Linked DNA regions of Homo sapiens: region 2 is linked to region 1. A link is a loop called in an ENCODE intact Hi-C map of the cell type or tissue named here. Cell type or tissue: dorsolateral prefrontal cortex. All regions are shown on one strand. Each heading gives the region's core, and the rest is flanking DNA. Links, peaks and the distances in the headings are about the cores only.

The links. A loop is a pair of places that touch in the nucleus more often than their neighbours do. Peaks named below come from ENCODE experiments on the same cell type or tissue, not always from the same donor. Only the 100,000 strongest peaks of a DNase experiment are listed, where the experiment ranks them.
Region 2: a loop joins it to region 1, with 3 times the contacts of the local background. A loop is called at or near these places in 2 of 110 quality-filtered maps.

Annotation. Positions count from the first base shown.
Region 1 is chr4:95,547,389-95,551,516 of GRCh38, reverse strand. It overlaps UNC5C (unc-5 netrin receptor C), which reads left to right and starts at 2,544. Exons shown (of 16, transcript NM_003728.4): 1 at 2,544-2,783. The coding sequence starts at 2,660. UNC5C-AS1 (UNC5C antisense RNA 1) reads right to left here and starts at 2,369. Exons shown (of 5, transcript NR_183914.1): 1 at 2,286-2,369. RefSeq lists an enhancer at 1,973-2,102. In dorsolateral prefrontal cortex, for the core only: CTCF peaks have their summits at 1,957, 2,175 and 2,399; DNase peaks (open chromatin) are centred at 2,216, 2,406 and 3,206; H3K4me3 peaks cover 2,500 bases; H3K27ac peaks cover 2,500 bases.
Region 2 is chr4:95,842,618-95,846,745 of GRCh38, reverse strand. No RefSeq gene overlaps it. Among named protein-coding and RNA genes, the nearest start is that of PDHA2, 4.6 kb to the right of the region's middle. In dorsolateral prefrontal cortex, for the core only: no CTCF peak of the experiment used is centred there; no DNase peak of the experiment used is centred there.

The DNA.
Region 1 (4,128 bases), core at 1,032-3,531:
TATATATCAGGCTCAGTTTAGGAGCTGTGGTTGAAATAATGAACAAAGGCAAAATCTCTGTCTTAAAAGAGTTAAATTCTAATTTAAGAAGACAGGCAATAAAATTGTAAATAAATAACTTTTGGATGTCGTTGATGTGATGGTGAGTATGTGTGGAGATTTCTTAGTACTTAAGCTGTTGTCCTTCTTAGTAAAATTGTACATATAAATATAAAGTATAATAATAATCCCTTGTGAAGTCATTCTCAAAATACTTGACAAGTTATTAGTGGCCTCGATACACCATAAAATATGGTAGCTGCTGGCCACATGTGACTATTTAAATTAAAATTAAATAAAAATTTCCAATTCACACTAGCCACATTGCATGCAAGTAGCCACATGTATCTCATAACTACGACCTCAGAAAGTACAGATATGAACATGTTCTTCATTGCAGAAATTTCTGCTGAACAGCACTGGTGTAGATAGCATGAGGCTAATGGGAATTTTTCATCAATGGTAAGAACAGCAGTTTACAATTTTGGCGTCAGGCATTTTACATATGTTTAACTTACATAATCCTCAAATAACCCTATGAGATAGTTCCTGTTACTAGACCCATCTTACAAATTAGGGAAGAGAGGCACCTAGCTTTAATGTTCAATATCAGTCAAGTAATAAGAAATGCTAAGAACTGAAGGCAGACAGTCTGGTGCCAGCACCCACCCTGTTGTCAAATATCTTGATGTCTTGGTATGGAGAAGATGAAGAGAGTGAAGAAGGGTTTTGTGTGGTGGACAGAGTCTCCACAGAAATAAGAAGTGGCCAGTTTTGTCAATGTCTTTGGCAAATACTACCTTTTCGGATCTCCCTGATTCATCCGAGATAGGTCTTATTGCCTAGATGGGGCTGTGCAGGCAGAATCATAGAATGTTAGAACTTAAGAGAACTTTGAAACTATCAAAATATTTCACAAATGAAGAAACTGAGACATTCACAGGTTACCTGACTTACCCAGGGTAACAGAGTAGTTATGACCACAGCCAAAATTAGACCTCATGTTTCCTGCGTGTGTGTGTGCATGCGTGTTTACACATGGCCCCCTTGGCACCAAGAGCATAAAATTCCCTGATGTATTATTAGTTTAAAGACATGCTAATCTTGGGAAGTGATTTTCTTTTTCCCAAAATGTTGTCTGTGTCTGTGTGTTGACCTTTTAATAAATTCACTTTCCTTTTGTCTAGTCTTATTTTACCCACCCAATCTTGCATCCCTCCATCATGACCACAGGGATTCACAACCCAGCTACGTAGACAATTATTTCCTGTAGAAAGGTAAACAAATTCATAGCAGCTCGAGTTCTTACACACACTATTAGAAATTTGAAAAACATGTTATAGGCTCCACCATCACTTTGAGTATCTACAAATTTTGCTTTGCATTTTTTTTTTCTAAGAGAGTTTCTCTCGGTATCGCATCACCACCCTTGTCAGCCACCAACATGCACGCAAAGAAAGCACTGTTGCAGAATGAGTTTCCGTCGAGCTTTTAGTTTCTGTTCCACTGCAAAGGGGTCATACGCGCTCAGAACATAAAGCAGTCTGACTGGCGCTGACAACCCCAGGACAGCAGCCGGCTGGGGCAGTGCAAAAGCTTCATGCCTTCTTCCCCAACCAAGAAGGACTTCAGTTCGAGCCCGCACCGGCTTCGTCAACCGCGAGACCCGAAGTCGTAGACCGAGTCCAGTCCTAGGGAATTCGGCTGAGGCTTTGCCGGCGCGGCGAAGAAGGTGGCAGGCGGCAGGCTGAGCTCCACTGGACACAGCCTAGTGGCCCGGGGCGCGCCCGCTGCACTCCCGGCGTCCAGGTCTGGCGCACCGCGGGAGGCAGGCGCGCTGCCACTCTCCGCAGCCGCTTCGTCCCCTGGTCTGTCTCGCCTCGGCTTCAGCGGGCAAACCCACAGCTGGTCTCCTGGGCGCTGATCTCCCTGCAATCCTTGCTTACATAAGGCGGGCGGGCGTGCTCCCGCCCCCGGTTACCCCCCAGAGGAGTTGTGCTGCGCCCTCTACGCCTCCTTGGCGAGCGCCTTCGCGCACCCGTGCGCCCTACTCTAGGATGTGAACCTCCTTGGCCACCCAGCAGCGACAGCCGGGACATCTCTCCGCCGGCGTGAGAACACTGAGATTGGAGACCAGAGCGCCTGACGGTGCCCAAGCTTCCTCCCTCCGTTCCCTCCTCCTCCAACTCCCCCCACTTCAACCCCCACCCCCACCCCCACCCCCGGTGTCTGTGTGTGTTCCTCACAGGCGAGGGGACCCGGAGAGCAGTCCAGACTTCGGCGTGCGGCGGAGCTGCGGCTGCTCCTGCTGCTGGGGGGAGCGGCGGAGGTGGCCGCCTTGCGCCTCCCTGGACTTCCCAAGTGGGGGCAGAGCAGTCGCTCGCGGGAGACGTCAGTTAGAAGGCATTGGGAAAGAGGGACCTTCAAACTCCTCCTCGGCGTCTCCTCTCCTCCCCCTTTTGGCCCCTGCCTTTGGAGAAAGTGGAGTGTGGCGCTTGGTTGTCGTTATTTCTTCGGACTGCTTCGCGGTGCACGGATTCAGCTTCTGCCCAGTGGGGCTTTCAGCTGTTTGCGCGTCTCTCTGTCCCCCTCCCCTCCCCCCGGCACACCTCTGTCTACGATGAGGAAAGGTCTGCGGGCGACAGCGGCCCGCTGCGGACTGGGACTGGGATACTTGCTGCAAATGCTCGTGCTACCTGCCCTGGCCCTGCTCAGCGCCAGCGGCACTGGCTCCGCCGCCCAAGGTAAGGGGGTCCGCCAAGCTCCGCGGCCACCTCCCTTAGCTTCTTCCTTCCCTCCTTCCTCTCCTCCTCCCCAGTTCTCTTGACTTCCTCAATTTGCCTCGTTGCTTTCAACTGGAAACCACTCTAAATTCCACTTTCCCAACTAGTCAAGAAGCTTTGATTATAATAATAATAATTATTATTATTATTATGTTTAATCTATCTTCTGAGATGGGCACGAATGGACCAGGGACGAACGGGGTGTGGACACGCAGCCGATCCGTCTCCATACGTGTGGGAGCCTGGAGTGTCTTGTGCCCTTTCAGCTCCGCACGCGCACGTTGTTGCATATTGCACACACGGAGGTTTGGAAAGACTCTCGGTGCGGGTGGCTGTGTGACATACCGTAGATGCACCCCGAAGCGCATGATGCGCAGAGGCTCCCCGCGCTGTGCCAAGACTGGGGTAGCAGGATCTTCACTGAGTCTCTGAGCACACTAGACCCCGAAGGGCGCTCAGCTAAGGAAATGTGTCCATTACTGTCAAGGACTCAAAAGCACCCGTCCCCCTCGCCTGCTGCTTCAGGTGCTGTGGAAATACACAGCTCACCCGAATCCGCGTACCCGGCTGGAGGCAGGCCCGGGATGTGCATGCCTCTGCACTCATACATACCCCGCTTCATGCCTGCTTCCCACCAGGGGATGTAGAAATGAAAATCCCGGAGCTCTGGGGGAACCGGCTGCTTGTTCAAACCAAATCCGAAACTCCCCGGGGTAGTCGACCAGTTTATAACTCTGACATTTTAATTTAACGCCTGTGAACTTTAACATAAGTGACCGGGGCCCTGGGCGAAGCCGGGTTGGGAAGAGTGTGGCCGGGAGTTGGGGATGGGTAAGGGAGGAGGGGAGGCTCCGGAGCTGATCGCCCGGCTCCCTTCTTGTCCGCCTAGTTTGAAGTGTTAGCAGCAGCTCCCAGCCTTCAAAGCCGGGAAAGCTGACTGGAAGGGAGCGCAGAAGAAAGAGCCAAGGCTGTCCCCTCCGGGGTCTCTTTCAGGTCACCTGGGCCCCAAAACTTCTGGCCAAGCCCAGCTCCTACTTGGGTCTCTTAGCCCACTTCAGTGGTGATAGCCGGCTCAGGCGAGGCAGCTCAGCTTTTCCTGGAAGAGGAGAGAATGAAGGAAGCTTATGCAGCATTCAGAGGCAATTCAGGGATTCTCCCTTCACTCTCGGTTACTCTTCCTTCCAAATTTGGAGAGTAAAGGGAGGCTTTACGATAGCCCCAACTCCCCAGGTGATGTTCAGACACCCTAGGGTTTCCGGACAGCATTCCCTCTGATCTTAGAGAGGCGCTGGGGGTGGGGATGGGG
Region 2 (4,128 bases), core at 768-3,267, 300 kb before region 1:
TGGCATTTCAAGTGCTGGAGTTGACCCATTAAGGCCTAATACTCATTAATCAGAAAACTTCTGCCTGGACTCAGCCAAATCTAAGTTGCTGAAATTGCAAATATAATCTGCAATGTGTTTCCAAACCTATGGTTGGCAACATTTTACTCTAAAAACCTCAAAACGCATGTTGTAGGTATTCTAGTTAATCTGGAAACCAGCCCCACATGGTGTAAAATTATATGTTTAACAGTTGTCATTTTTTTCCCTGGGCTGCCCTCTTTTTACTGGATTCCCATCTCTTCTCCCTTGGTACTTCTAAATTATGAACCTATGCAGTGGAATATCCTTTGGGCTTTCTGATTCTGACTTGGTTTACTAAACTTCACCTATTCTCCCGAGATCCCTGGCTTTGAATAAGCAATGTAATTCTAATTTCTGCTGAGTCAAAACTCCCTTTTTATTCTGGCTATCTATCGCTACAAAGTACTTCAAAAATTAGAATATTAAAAACAACCATTTTTATTTTTCCTTGTGATTTTGTACATTGGGAATCTGGGGAGAGTTTGGTTTCGATTGTACTGTTTTGCCAGACATCCCTCGTTAGCTTTCAGCTAGTAGATGGGCTGTCTGGAAGGTCTAGGATAGCCTCACTGAGAGTCTGTTGCCTTTGTAGCTTTGGCTGCAAGGCAGAGATCAGCCAGGACTGGTGATCAGAGTGTCTGCTCATGCCCTCGCTAGCAAGAGGTTCTCAGTGTATTTGAACTTCTAAAGTGGAGAATCACAGCTCCTAGAGAGAATGTTCCCAAGAGATATGAAGCAAAAGCTGCCTGTTTCTCATATCCTGGGCCCTGAAACTGCATTTCAGTGTCATTTCTGCTGGTGTCTGTTGTTCAGAGTGGCATAAGCTCACTCAGATTCAAGAGGAAGGGACATATATCCAATTTCTTAATGGGATGAATATCACAACTTTTGTGGCTATATTTACTCTGCCTTACTTCCTATATCCTGTGTCTGTTTTCCTCCCAATCTTGGTCTATGTGTTTCTACTCTAGGCCTGCAATCTAGACTCAGTTCATAGTAATTGATAAAATCCCTTAGTTCTAGTTTAATTGTATTCATTCATTTATTAATGAACCTTTTTAGAACAGATTTTGTGGTTGGTTATTACTGTACAAAGCAGTACAAAAAAGTAATTTTCAAAATATGGATTTTGTTGCCTGGCTTTTAATCCTGCATCCTCCATTTGTAAACTGCAAAATCTTAAGCAACTTACTTGTGCCTCAATTTCCTCTTTCGTAAAATGTAGATTATAATGCCTATATTATGTGGATATTGTAAACATCAAGTGGGACAATGTATACAAAATACTAAGCATAGTGTCTTGTACACAAAAGCAGTCTAGTAAAATAGAATAGTGGCTATGATTAGTAGCTGATATGGTTTGGCTGTGTCCCCACCCAAATCTCATCTTCAGTAGTAGTTCCCATAATCCCCATATGTCATGGGATGGACCTGGTGGAAAGTAATTGAATCATGGGGGTGGCTTCCCCCATGCTATTCTCATGATAGTAAGTAAGTTCTCAGGAGATCTGATGGTTTTATAAGGGGCTTCCCCCTTCACTCTGCTCCCATTCTTTTTCTTGCCACCTTGTGAAGAAGGATGTGTTTGCTTCCCCTTCCGCCATGATTGTTAAGTTTCCCAAGGCCTCCTCAGCCATGCTGAACTCTGAGTCAACTAAACTTTCCTTTATAAATTACCCAGTCTCGGGTATGTCCTTATAGCAGCATGAGAATGGACTGATAACAATAGCTATCACTATCACTTACTATGTGAACCTGAATTAGCCACTTAATATCTCTGGACCTCCTCTTTTATATATAGCTTCTTATTCTGTATAATTAAAAAAACTGGATTGTTTTTTCTTATGGTTTATTACAGTGAAAGGATACAAATTAAAATTAGGAAAGGAAAAAGACACATGAAGAGAAGTTCAAGAGAAAGCAGGCAGAAGTTTCCAGGTATATCTTCTCAATGGAGTAAAAGAGGGACACATCATTAAGATAAGCTAATCTGGTCATATTGGCATAGTATGGCCCAAGGCCTGAGGCTCACAAAAACATTCATATCAGGTAGAATATTCCAAGGTGTTCAGAGATTATCTCCCAGGAGTGTGAAAAGAGGTCTTTCCTTAAATGTGCAGGCTTTGAGTAACTCAAGCCTGCTGAATTTACTCTTTCCTTGCCACAAACTAATATAAAATGTTAATAAAAGGGAAATTGGGTGCAGGGCATGTGGTACATCTGCATACTGTTCTCAAATTTTATGCAAATCTAAAATTGTAATTCTAAATCCAACTGGAGCAATAGATTATGTAAGTTGATAAATATCAGGCTTAAAGTATTTTAACACTTTTCTTCATCATTATTTGTTTATAATCAAAAGGGATTGCATCGTAAGGGATATTGTTTGCATTAGCCAATACATTGAAAATTGTTATTGTCTTTGTGATTGAATTTTTTCTCAGCAACACTTTATTCATAATAGTCAAAAAGTAGAAAAAAAATTCTAAATCTTCAATAACTTGTGGATAAATAAAATGGAAATGTTATTCAGCCATAAAAAGACTAAAGTACTGATACATGCTACAGCATGGACGAAACATGAAAACATTAAGCTAAGGGATAGCAGCCAGTCATATAGGACCAACATATTGTGTGGCTTATATGAAATGTCCAGAATAGGCAAATCTAGAGACAAAAAGTAGATTAGTAGTTGCCAGGGGAAATAGGATTGACTGAAAATGGGAATTATAAAAATATTCTAGAATTAGACAGTGGTGATTGCATAGTCTTGTGTATGTACTAAAATCATTGACTTGTGCACTTTTAGAAGGGTGAAACTTTAAAAATTATTTCTGTATATTGCATATGTAAAAATTATATTTCAATTATAAAATTATGTTTCAATTTTTAAAACATAGCTCTTACAAAATTTCAAGTTAAATTTTTGTAACCATATGCTCTGGTTTTTGTACACTAGATGGGAAGACATGTCCATTTTTTTTTTAAAAAATGTAATTCTAATCTAGTATACCCTTTATAAATCTTTAAGCTCCTTTCTTTCTTATTCCATTCCACACACACTACATGATATTTTATCATTATAACATATCATAAAGATTAAGAAATTAGGAACTCTTCCTTTTCGCAGATAGTCTAGCTTTGCTGCAGCAGTGAAATTCTTATTATGACTATCATAACTTAGTAGGTATTTTAACGTGAGGATAAAACAGATTGAGTAACCCAGTACTATAGACAAGAAATAGAATCCAATTGCTAGATTTCTACACCTCTCTTGTTTACAGCTTGATAAATTATTGCTATCATTAGTCAAGCAATAAATCTTGACCTAATTGAAAACAACATGTTTGAATTTTTCGGTTGCTTTTTTTTGTTTTGCATGATTACAGAATTGTGCGTAACCAGTGATATGATTATAATTACTCAATGTATGCAAGAAATCTGAACATTGTTTAATATAGAAAACATTGAAAACCTCCTTCTTTAATGGAATTTGATAACATATATTGTGTTGTGACAAACATGCTTTATTCCTCTAACAACAAAATTTGGATTATTTCCCTGAAGTGAAGTACAATATCTATGTATCTTGATTTAGGGATGGTTTCATTTCTAATCAATTATTTGTATCTTAATTTTTGCTGTCATCAAAAGAATCTATTGAAAAACTTTAAAAATTATTTCTGTATATTGCATATGTAAAATAGCCTTAATTGAGCAGCTTATCTTCCACTTGCAAATATGTGAAAATATCAGTATGTAAAAATAAAAAGAATTCTTTATCATTAGAAGGATGTACTTATTATTCTGAATGTCGTATGAAAAATCCTTTTTTGTTTTTAATTGTAGGAATCCAGTCCAAGCACCTCTGAACAACTGCGGTGTTCTAATCAAAACATGTTAGCTAGTAATATCACTTACATATAAGCAAAACAATGTTTATCTTTGCTTTCCGAATTCGGAATGTTAGGTTATCTTACCTGTTTAAACTTGTTTGGGAGAAGATACGGAGATTAAGCCTGTATATATATGTACATATGTTCATCTTCTCCCAGGCCTCTGAGC